3 separate regions of the Homo sapiens genome follow, and regions 2 and 3 are each linked to region 1. The links are chromatin contacts, found by Hi-C in ENCODE. All regions are on one chromosome and are shown on one strand. Each heading gives the region's core, a stretch centred on a gene start or an enhancer-like site at or near the end of the contact. The rest is flanking DNA. Distances are from core to core; before and after follow the strand shown. Region 1 holds the start of MAN2A1 (mannosidase alpha class 2A member 1). Region 2 holds the start of EPB41L4A-AS1 (EPB41L4A antisense RNA 1). Region 3 holds the start of NREP (neuronal regeneration related protein).

Region 1 (4,210 bases), core at 1-2,500:
GCGCTTCCCCACTCGGTTCCCCCTGTCTGCCACAAACAAACCAGATGTAATAGCTGAAGAATGACGACACTAAAATCAACCTAGAGATTCACATCTAAAAGGGCCGCAACACGAAATAAACTTCTCTCTCTTCAGAGGCAGCGGGGAAGAAAAAGAAAAAAAAGCCTAGGTGGGTTCGGTTTGATCCATTTCCGCGACTCCGTGCGCTCAGGGGCTCTGGGCTGGTGCGGGCGGCTTAACCCTGTGAGAGCCGAGAACGACCCCACCGGGATACGCGGGCCCCGGGCTGGCGGGGGGTGCCTCACGCCGCGCCCGTTCCCCCGCCAGCAGGTGCCCGAAGCCACCCCAACAGGCCGGGTGCGAATGCCGGAACATGGCCACTTTCCTGAGCGGGATGATGCCGCCGCCGCCGCCGCACGCCGCCCAGCACTTTGTTAACTTGGCGCGCCCGGGCGAGGTGGCTCCCAGGAGGTGATCATTGCCGTCCGAGAGCTACAGAGCCCCTGGCCTCGCCCAGCACGGGTGTGGGGCCGCGGCGGGAGGAAGAGGTTGGGTAGCAGCCGCTAACCAGGGGCCCGCACGCCTGGCCCCTCGGAGCCCCGCGCCCCCTTCCCAGGTGCTTACCTGAGGGAAGGAGCCCTCGCGGCGCGGGTTCCTGGGGTAGTCTAAGTGACCCCGGTCCAGCATCAGGTAGAGCGAGAAAATCACCACACAGAAGATCGCACTGCCGAACACGGTGAACTGGCGGCTTAACTTCATTTTCCTCGATAGACTCGGGGCCAGGACACTCTCCTCAGCCAAAGGAGACAGCGCACTGTGGACTCTAGGAAGCAGCCGCCGGAGGCTCCCTTCTCCCGGGCTGCGCGACCTCCGCGCTCTCGGATGCGGGTGCGAGTCCCCGCCTTGCTCCGCACCTAGTCTCCGGCGCCACCACACGCCCTTGGCCTTCGCCCTGGCCTGCCGCCCTCCCCGGGGTCGGGCGCCCCTCTCGAGGCGAGACTCGCCGGCAACTGGGAAGGGGGGCCCCCACAAACTTGATCGCAAGCTCAGCGCCGACCTCCGGCAGGGCGCGCGGGGCAGGCGGAGGAGAGGTCGCTGCCCGCACTTCCTGCCACCGCCGCCCCAACTGAGTCGGCAGGAAAAGTTTTCTCGACGAGGGCAGGCGTGTCCTCCTCACCCAGGGGAGGCGCGGGTTCGGCAGCTCCCGGGCCGGGGCCGCGCAGCTAGGTCAGAGAAGCGGAGGGGAAAGGAACAAGATCGCGAGGAGCCAAGCCCTACAACTTCTGGGCGGGACGGTCGGGCCCGCCCCCGCGGCACCGGCACCGCCCCCGCCTACCCCGACTGAGCCCCTTCGTGCTGCTGCCGCCGCCGCCGCCGACGCTGCGGCTGGGCCGATGTGCACCCCGGACTCCGGGGCTCACGGATTGATGAGTTTCCTCAGAGCTAGCGTCCGCTCGCCAGACTCTCCCGCCCCCCGCCGCCCCTACCTTCCCCCTCCCGGACCCAGGCTCCGCGGGGAGGCGCAGGGGGCGGGCGGCGGCAACGCGGAAAGAAGGAAAAGGAGAGCAGGGAGGAAAGGACCGTCCCCGGAGAGAAGCCCGCTCCAGCTGCAGCCGCTAGCCCCCTCCCTCTTTCCCGCCCCACAAACGCGGAGATGGCGGCGGAAGCGGCGAAAGGAAGCGCCGGTTCTCCAGCGCCACTTGGCGCTCCAGCACCGCCCGCCACGAGCAGGAGGAGACAGCGGCGGCGCAGCAGCCGCTGGGTCAATAGGCGCCCGCAGCGCCTGAGCCGAGCGGGCGGCTGGCCCCGCCCCCTCCCGACGCTCCGAGATGAGGGGGCGGGCCCCACGGCGCCCAATCACAGCGCGTCGCCCGGCGGACCCGCCCCGCGCCTGCCTCCCAGTGTCCCGGCGATAGGAAGACCTCACAGGGCTCTTGTGACCTGGCAGGCAGCTTTCTGGGAGTTGAGGCCTTCGGGGGCGTTCAGGCGCCAGCACCCCCACGTCCAACAGGGGTTGAGCTTACACCCCACTTCCCTTTGTTGCTCAGGTTTCCTATCCTAGGACACTCGGGCCTGGCGTGCCTGGAAGAGTACTTGGTGACGGGCTGGAGGAAATGCAAGAGAAGAGGGCTTGCACATTCTCTTCGGGCTCACTATTTCCTCCTTTGGTGACAGCCTGTTAAAACCTGGGGGAAAGGAGACTGACAAAGGGCCGTCCAGGCACATGTAGAAACATCTGACTACGAAATCCATGAGTGTAATCTGAGAAGTGATGCTTCTGCCAGTTATTGATTTATTGCCTCTCAGCTCCAAATTCGCCCTTTTTGACTGCACTGTAAAAACGGATCTGAGCCTTTTAAACAGTTTTTCGTTTGCCTTCTGGGACTGAAGCTTTATCAGCAGAGGGCGCTGAAGAGACATTACAGAAAAAAAGGATTTTGCTTCCTGATTTCTGTGTATTGATAAGCTTTTGCAGCATACCTGGCTTTCTCCACTGCCAAGGTCCTATAGTGCTCAGTAACTAGCAATTTCCTCTCACATGCCCAACTCTAGGAGCTTTGTAGAGGAGGTGAGACACTACCCCATGAATAACTTCCCTGGCACCCTAGAGGCATTTGCAGCAAGTTGCAGAGGGCACATCTTCCACAAGCTTTGCAGACGTAGCCCAATGGTGACTTCTCTGCCATTCAGTGAGCCAGGTCATGCCCTCTCCAAAAACGTCTAGATCTTAGCCCTGGGAGGAATTGGGGAGGTTCTTCATTGGGCACTCTGTCTCTCAACCCAAGAGTTAGTTATAAGGTTAGCTCCTTATAGCTGCTGTTGCTATATTCTTTAAAGTTCTCTTCTTGCTAGTGAATCCTTCATTACTCTAATCCTCTATTATAGTTAACAATTCTTTTTATTAAGCCTTCCCTGTCCCGGGAGTAGTCCCAAGAAATAGACCTGCAAAGATGGGATTAAAGGTCAGTTTGATTGAGGTTTTGAGCTTTAGCTCCTTGCCAAAGGGAAATGTAATTCATGACATGCTGGGCATCTCAATTAAGCAATTACCTGTGGTTGATCCTGATGAAGTGCCAACTGAAGCCTGTGCCTTGGGGCCCCAAGTGGCTGCTACACTTGACTGCTATGGTTATAAAGATGACTAGAAAGACTGGTGTGGGATGGATTCTTTTGCGTGCTTTTGAGTGGTTATAAAGAGAAATGACAAGCACAGGTTTTTTAACTCTCAGAGTTATGGTATGAGAACCAGAGATATTCTGCAGAATTCCAAAAGCTCTGGTTTATTGTAGCAACAAGAATTATGCTGAGAATCAAACAAAATTTTAATTTTCATGTTACTGAATTATAACTGCTATTAAATTCACACATATTCTGAGTTTTTCGTGTAAAATGGTGTTATTTTTTAATAATAGAATCTCAATACTTGAAATGGGTTGGACCCAGATGAAACCGACAATCTTAAACACGCCAACTCTTTCTCTTATCAGTGGAAGTAGGTTGCCCTCCAGTGTCTAAAGAGACTAGCCTTGCTTGAAAACCTTGACTATAGAGGATGCCACTATCTAGATGGGCTCCCTGATTTCAATGGGGATGACACGATCTCAGAATAGCAGAAACCAGGCAGCACATAACCAACAAAGACAAGGTGGGCGCACATGTACCTTAAAGGGCAGCAGGAAATCAGACTGCCTTGGCTTACGGAGCTGCTCTGAGAACAAAATAGATAGGCAGTTGAAATAGATTATTGCTTGATATTTATAACAGGTAAAAAGATCTAAGTCAGGTAGCCAAAACCTGACTTGAGTCACCACAGTGGATAGTCACAGTCTCTCAGTTCTCAGACCTAAGTCAATTCACAGACCCATAGTCCCTTGGTTGAAAGAGAATCTGTGTTCCCTTTAAGAAGGATCTTGCACCTTGGCTACAGTACACATGGCAAATTCTTTCAAGCTTTCCCCAAAACGACATGTGGCCATTTACTAGTGAAACTGCATTGGCGAAAAGGAAATACACAGATCATTTGAGGTTTACTAAACACTGGCTCTGAGTTGATGCTAATTCCTGGGGACAGAAATCACCACTGTTAGTCCACATACCAACTATGTGGCTACTTTCCCAGTGTAATTGGAATATGTATTAACAGCATAATTTTAATGGCAAAAACAGCAATTACTTTTGCACCAATCTAATAATTGTAACAGACATACTT
Region 2 (2,500 bases), core at 1-2,500, 2.5 Mb before region 1:
CTTCAGGTCACCTTTATGCTCCCAGATGGTATTCAGCTAGCAGCAGTCTACACTTCAGGCATCCATCTTCCACCTGAACAAAAATTAGAACTGGCTAAGAGAAACCATACACTTAAGGCTAGCAGGGTCAAGATCACGCGTGGAAACGTAAAAGCAGCAACTGTTACTTATGCAGCTCCTACACCAAAGGTATCAAATTTAAGGGCAGGAAAAGGCTGCAAAGCGTTTAATTTACGCCTTTTTTGACACCACATTCACTAGTTTCCAAAGTGAATGGGCAACACAAAGGCTGACACTGCGTGAGGTAGGCTTTATGGCATAAGGTTGCTGACTGGCTGACAGTAATGCCGATTACAGCCTAAAAACGGACAATACATTTCAGAGAAATTTTCTCACGATTTAAAATCCGACTTAATAATGAAAAGTGAAATGCGATGCGTTTTAAATGGCGACTGGTCTTGCACGAACGTGAAAACTCACCTGTAGGGTAGGTGATCACTCCCGACGAGCACCGCACGTGGAAACAGCTGTAACCAGGCACGCTGCTTTTAAGTTATTTTATACGGGGGCAGGGCAAGCATAAAGTCAGTTATACGGTAAGGCCTTTTCACTGACGAAAATAAAACCAGGCTTATCTGGAGAACTCCCTGGCATAGTCGATGATGTAAACACAAATCGACGAAGCTCCCCGTTTCCAAACGTGGGAACGCAGGCCTGAGGCCAGGCCGCTGCCCTTGTTCACGGCCCCGGACACTTCGGACACAGGCCGCCGCAGTCGACTCACCAGACTCAGGGTGGCCGCGTTCCCCCGCCCGGCGCCCCTGCGTGAGAGACCACGCGGCCACAGCCAGGCGCCATCCCAGAGGACCCAGAGCAAAAACCACAGCAAGCTCGCACCAAAAGGAAGAAAGGACAGGCTTCCGTCCCACAATGCTTTTCTACAAGTGGAAGGACCCACTGTCCGAGAGCGCGAGGGGGGAGCGGGCTGTACCATCGGCCGCTGCGCTATGGCGAGACGCCGCCGTGTGGCCGGAGGGAGAAGTGCCAGTGAGGGACCGAGGGGCGTGTCACCAAAGGGAGGAGGAGCCTGGGTTCTCAGCCCGAGTCACCTCTGCGGATGTGTGGCCAGTTCTTTCCACAGAGGAGGTATCCAGACATCCCCCCACCCGACCAGGGTCAAGAGCATATGATCAGTGCTGGCAGCGGCAGGAGCCCAAAGGACTTTAGACCACGTATTTTGGGACCCGACAGAATTCATGAGTCCAGCTGAGGAAGAGTAGAGTCATTCATTCGAAAGATATTTAGTCAGCACTTACTATGCTCCAGGCCCTGGCCTGAGTGCCTGGGAATCAGGTGTGGGTGAGCCAGGCAAGGTTTCTGTGGTACATTCTGCTTGGGTGAGTAGGCCACTGACCAAGTGAGCCCGGATGCTGAAATTCTACAATGTAAGTGCCAGGAGGGCAGCAAAAGAGGGTCATGCCATAGGGTAGCGCTGTCCGATGGAAACAGTGTGAGCCATGAGTGTAATTTTAAATTTTCCAATTGCCACATAAAATGTGAAAAGAACGCCGGGCGCGGTGGCTCATGCCTGTAATCCCAGCACTTTGGCAGGCTGAGGCAGGTGATCACCTGAAGTCAGGAGTTCAAGACCAGCCTGGCCAACATGGCAAAACCCCGTCTCTACTAAAAATACAAAAATTACTTGGGCTTGGTGGCGGGCGTCTATAATCCCAGCTACTTGGGAGGCTGAGGCAGGAGAAATGGCTTGAACCCGGGCGGGGTGGGGGTGGAGGTTGCGGTGAGCCGAGATCATGCCACTTGACTCCAGCCTGGACAAAAGGGCGAAACTCCGTCTCAAAAAAAAAAAAAAAAAAGTAAAAAGAAACAGATCAAATTAATTTTAATAATAACCCAACATATTTTAAATATTTCAACAGGCAATCAATATGAGATTATTAATAAGATATTTCTTTTATATCTACTAAGTCATAAAAATCCGGTGTATATTTTATACTTCCAGCACATTTCCGTTCAGACTAGACACATTTCAAGTGTTCAGTAGCTCATGGGGCTAGGAATAGGAAGACTGGAAGTGAACTCCGAGCAGATGTGTGAAGGCGGTTATGCAAGATCTGGAGACAGCAGGCCTTGGCCAGTGTGGCTGGAGTCGAGTAAGGAGTGTAGAGTGACAAGATGCAGCTGGAGAGCCAGGCAGGAGCAAGGCACTTAGGGTCTTGTCACACAGGGCAAGGTGTTGGGATTTTATGCTGAAATCTTAGAGTTGATTAATTATCACCACAAAAATTAAGCAGAGTTTGTTAATTGGCTTTTTTCCTGATAACCATAACTCCTTGAAGGGACAGGACAAGTGGCAGCAAGACAAGTTGTATGATAACAACTAGGTCTCCATGTTTCTCTAAGTCCTAGCAGAGATTCATCCAGAGACCAGTTTTAGCACCTTTCGTTGTTTCTTTGAAGCCTACTTCTATAAAAGAAAGAA
Region 3 (4,210 bases), core at 517-3,016, 2.1 Mb before region 1:
TTTAGATTAATTCAGAGAAGCTTTCAGTGGGCTCCTTAAACATCATACCCAGTGCAGTCTAACAGGCATTTGTTGTGGCAATGGCTTTGTAGTTTTAAAGGTGACCTATAGTCCCAGCAACAAGCATACAGAGAACTCAGTGCATTCTTTTAGAATTGTGAGTGTAAAGTATTGCTTTTTAAGGTTTGCTATTGCTGTACCCAGTATGTTAAATCTAAAACATCAGACATTCTGTAAACACGTTTAAAAATTGAGTTTTGTAAATTTGCCTTATTTTCTTTGTTACAATGGAAAACATTGCTTTCAGTGATTAGGGGAAAAAGTGGATGGCAAATTTAGAAGACACTATGATCCTTTATATCTTTTTTTCTTGGAAAGGCAATTTAATTAGGAAATAATCTTCTCCTGTGACATCTGAGAGTTACCATAAAATGATATCCTGCTTTATTGGCAACAGAACCAGTTTATTTGAGTTTGTTGCAAAATTTTGAGCTATTACATTACTATGAAAAGATAGATTTTAAATAAGAACGACGAGTTTACAAAAATCAGAAATGGCAAAGCACTTTATTTTTTAAAGCAATCCTCGATTTTAAAAAGTACAATTTCAGACGGGCAGGCAGTGGGGGAGCGTATAGGGAAGGAGAAGGAAGCACCAGGGGAGTATGTCTTGGGCCGATCACGCCAGGCCGCAGCTCTGGCTGGTTGTGCGCGTGTGACTGTGTGCACGTGTGTGTGTGCACGCGCAGCCACAGGACCTCTGGGCCCGGCCTTCAGGGGCGCTCCCCGCCCCGGGCTTCCCCGCGGAAGGGAGTGGGGCGCGCGTACCCAGCTGAGGGGCAGGGTCCGACCCGAGGCCGTGTGCAAATGCATCCTTCGCGGACTCTTTGTGTGTCTGAGCGCGGCTCCGCGCCGCCGCAGGCACCATTTTCTGCTTCGCTCAGGACAGGCACATAAAAGGAAGGCGGCTGCCGCCCGTCGCCGTCCTCTTTTCCTCAGATGCCCTCTGCTGCAGGTTTATTATTACAGTACGGGCCGCGCCGCCTCTCCCCACGGCCCTGGCGGGCCGCCGGGCTGTGCAGCACCCTGGCCGCCTTCACGCTTGGCGCGCCCCCAAACCGCCTCCTCCACCTCCTTATTTGTCTGAAAAGCAACCGCACGTCGAGGCGGAGAGGCTGGCCGGGGGCGGGGAGGAAGGCCGGGGATTTGCGCGCGCCGTGCTCCCGGGGCGGGGCCGGGGCGCAGAGCTGCGGGTCCGCTTTGTCTCCCCGGGGCGCCGCGCGGTGCAGTGGGGACGGCGCGGCGAGCGGGGCGCCCGGGGCGCGGGTGCGGGGTGTCGGGGCGCGCGCGCCTGTTGGCCGCTCGCCGACGGGGCCCAGAGCCGCCGATTCCTGCCGAGTAAGCAGTCTGGCTCCTAGGCGGCTGCACAGTGGCAGCAAGGCTGGGGCGCTGGCTCCGCGCCAGCTCCATCAGAATTAGCTCATTGTTCACTAGCACCCTAGCGGGAGAGAGAGGGAAAGGGAGAGAGAGAGACTCTTAGAGAAAGAGAGAGACACACACACTCTTGGAGAGAGAGCGCGAGGCAGGGAGATGATCTCCTCCTCCTTTTTCCAAGGCTGCACTTCTTGGAAGTGAAGCCGGTTTGGGTTTTGTTTCCCTTCCCCCTCCTCCCTCCTCTTCCTCCACCCCTTTCCCCTCCCCCTCCCTCCCCCAATCCCCCCTCCCCCCCCAATCTGTCTTTCTAGCATGTTGCCCTTTTTCAACCACATTTGTGTTTCAGGTGTAGAGAGGAGAGAGAGTGAACAGGGAGCGGGGCTTTTGTCTGTAAGTATATGCCATTCCTATCCCCGGCTGGGAGCGCTGGTTTCTCTTTTGTGTCGATTCCTTGCCGTTGCTCTTAGCTGGACCCTTCAACCCTGCAGAGTTCATGCTTCTTCCCTCTAAATTTTAAAGAGCTGAAGCGTGTACCTTGGAGAAATTCTGGCATTTTGGTTGTGCTGCATTCAGGCTGGAATTTAACTTGGGTTTTTTCTAAAATGCACAAGTTCGGAGGGAGAAATGAATTCTTTTGGGAAGGGGTGGGGTTTTGTGCTTGTTGGTGTGGTTAATTTTGTTCTTCTTGCTCCTAAAGCCTTGTTAGAAACTGTTGTGTTTCTTTGCATTAAATGCACTTTGGTGCATGCAAGCTTTTCCTCCCTTTTTATAAAATGAATTTGTGTCCCTCCGCCCTTACACTTGATTACTCTTTCAATGCTGCTGCTTCCGAGGGTCTTCTTAGGCATTCGATCTTGCAGCACTTTTTTCTGCATTTTCTTATAAAGCAGTTGAACTTTGGCGGGGAGGGCCTTAAAAATAAATGACTGTTTTTTTCTTGGTGATTATAATAATCTGATGTGCATTTATGTGTATCTATAATAACATTATAGGAAAACTCTAAGAGCGAATGATACCCTTTTTGAGAACTTTTAGTTTCTCCATTCATCTTAATTTTTGTCATAACTGTGTTAACAAAAGAGCGGTCTTCTGATAATATAAAGGTTGAGGGTAAATCACTGCAGCAGTATGTACATTAATGTTTATTTGGTTTAGGGAGAAGGACAGAATGGTGTATATTCCTGACTCCCCCCACCCCCCCCGCCGTGTAGGGTTTTTTTTTTTTTTTTAAACACGGAAGGTTATGTAATGCAGTGCCATTTCCAAAAATATCCACTCTGAGGCATTACACTACACGGTGGAAGGCTGATTCCTATTCTGTCGTCTTGATTGCAAATATACTGCCAGTAGTATGTCTGGGAACAAAGAGCAGCCAGAAAACAATCTATTTTTATCACTTGGTTCTACTTTTAAGTTGCTAAACCTTTTGAACTCATGCAATTTAAAGATGAACCAAACACTAAGAATAGCCCAGGACTCTGCAAAGCCAAGTACCAGGGATTCCTTTGTCCCTTAGTTAAGCCTATAGGCCACTTGGAAAGCTCTTTCAGAAATCCCAGTAGTTAACAATAATTTGCATGTAACTTATCTTAACCACAGAAAATGGTTATTCGTCTGTAACCTCTAAAGAGGCATTTTTCGTTTGCTGACCTGTGGTGAGGCGATGTGTCTACTGTATTTAAACATATTTTGCAGGTTGGTCTCCCTGGACTGAAGAGAGGGAGAATAGAAGCCCAAGACTAAGATTCTCAAAATGGTAAGACTTGGTCATCAGAGGAGATTCTCAGTACTTCTTACCAGTCTGTTACATATAAATATCAACCACCCATCTTCATCCGCCTCAACCCTTCATTGTTCTACACCCCATCTGACCTTTAAAAGGTTCTATCTCCAGTTCCTGGGAGCGTTGCAGTACAGCAATTTATGTGAATTGGATGTGGCAAATTAGTTCTTTGACTTGCAATTATTTTGAATAGAAAACTAAAATTCCTCTTTCAGAAGTGAGGATTTATTTAATTTGAACAACAGAAACTATTCGGTTCTTTAAGAAGAGTGATGTGTTGTGACACGCATGGAGGTGGTGACAGCAGTAGGGCTCAAACAAAGCCTTGGGTCTTAGAGCTAGGCCGAAGTTACCCAAAACTGAGGAGTCTGTCCAGCTGATCAAACAGCTACTGTATATGCTATCCTTTAAAGCAATATAGATGAAAAGCATGAATTTTTATATTAATGTGCCCCATCTATTTAAATATAATTACTGTTATTTTTCTCGATTTATAATTTCATTTGTGAGAGACATGTACTCAATTTTAGAAGTCAAGCATGTTAACCTCTAAATAAAAGTATAACTATTTCTGACAAAGCTTATGATCCACAGAGAATGCAGTTTAATGTTTGATTACTGATTAAGGAAACAGAAGGAATACACATTAAAAGCAGCTGAATAAGTATATTAATCATCTATGAAAAATTTCCTCTTTGGAAATAAGATGAACTAAAAAAAATAATAGAAATATCATAAAACTTTTTAGTGAAGTACAGCGTGTCCTACTGCAGATGTTTATACTCTTTAAAACACCTCTTTGTCACTTAGAATGTGTGATTTCCAAATTTAGTTTTAGTTTTTTTCTTTGAAACGAGGGTGGAATTTAATGAATCAAAATTTAATCTGATATCTTTGATGTTTTCTTTGAGAACAACCCAAGTATAAGCTTCCAAGGAGAAAAATGAATCAGGCAGTTAAATGAGTTCAGTTTGATTTTTATTAACAAGTGTT

Evidence for each region. Hi-C counts contacts between places; a loop is a spot of excess contacts on that map. Pooled maps may share reads with other maps.
Region 2: a loop to region 1 is called in a map of CD4-positive, alpha-beta T cell, with 6 times the contacts of the local background. The contact joins the promoter of EPB41L4A-AS1 here to the promoter of MAN2A1 in region 1. A Hi-C loop is called at or near these places in 3 of 168 maps with a recorded cell type or tissue (CD4-positive, alpha-beta T cell, CD8-positive, alpha-beta T cell and naive thymus-derived CD4-positive, alpha-beta T cell) and 11 of 50 pooled maps.
Region 3: a map of naive thymus-derived CD4-positive, alpha-beta T cell shows a loop between it and region 1 (5-fold over the local background). The contact joins the promoter of NREP here to the promoter of MAN2A1 in region 1. A Hi-C loop is called at or near these places in 1 of 168 maps with a recorded cell type or tissue (naive thymus-derived CD4-positive, alpha-beta T cell), 7 of 37 single-sample maps with no recorded cell type and 10 of 50 pooled maps.

The regions. Positions count from the first base shown.
Region 1 is chr5:109,686,967-109,691,176 of GRCh38, reverse strand. MAN2A1 (mannosidase alpha class 2A member 1) reads right to left here and starts at 1,250. Exons shown (of 22, transcript NM_002372.4): 1 at 625-1,250. The coding sequence starts at 759. MAN2A1-DT (MAN2A1 divergent transcript) reads left to right here and starts at 78. Exons shown (of 1, transcript NR_186543.1): 1 at 78-3,376. RefSeq lists silencers at 387-486, 897-1,106, 1,137-1,656, 1,667-1,956 and enhancers at 2,067-2,166, 1,926-2,594.
Region 2 is chr5:112,159,276-112,161,775 of GRCh38, reverse strand. EPB41L4A-AS1 (EPB41L4A antisense RNA 1) reads right to left here and starts at 1,250. Exons shown (of 3, transcript NR_015370.2): 1 at 481-1,250; 2 at 1-73. It overlaps SNORA13 (small nucleolar RNA, H/ACA box 13), which reads right to left and starts at 291; the gene lies at 159-291. It also overlaps a transcript of EPB41L4A not described here. RefSeq lists enhancers at 446-495, 606-655, 676-775, 551-1,283, 1,156-1,365 and 1 more.
Region 3 is chr5:111,754,750-111,758,959 of GRCh38, reverse strand. NREP (neuronal regeneration related protein) reads left to right here and starts at 1,766. Exons shown (of 4, transcript NM_004772.4): 1 at 1,766-1,824; 2 at 3,130-3,190. The coding sequence starts at 3,188. RefSeq lists silencers at 636-995, 1,016-1,415 and an enhancer at 2,009-2,566.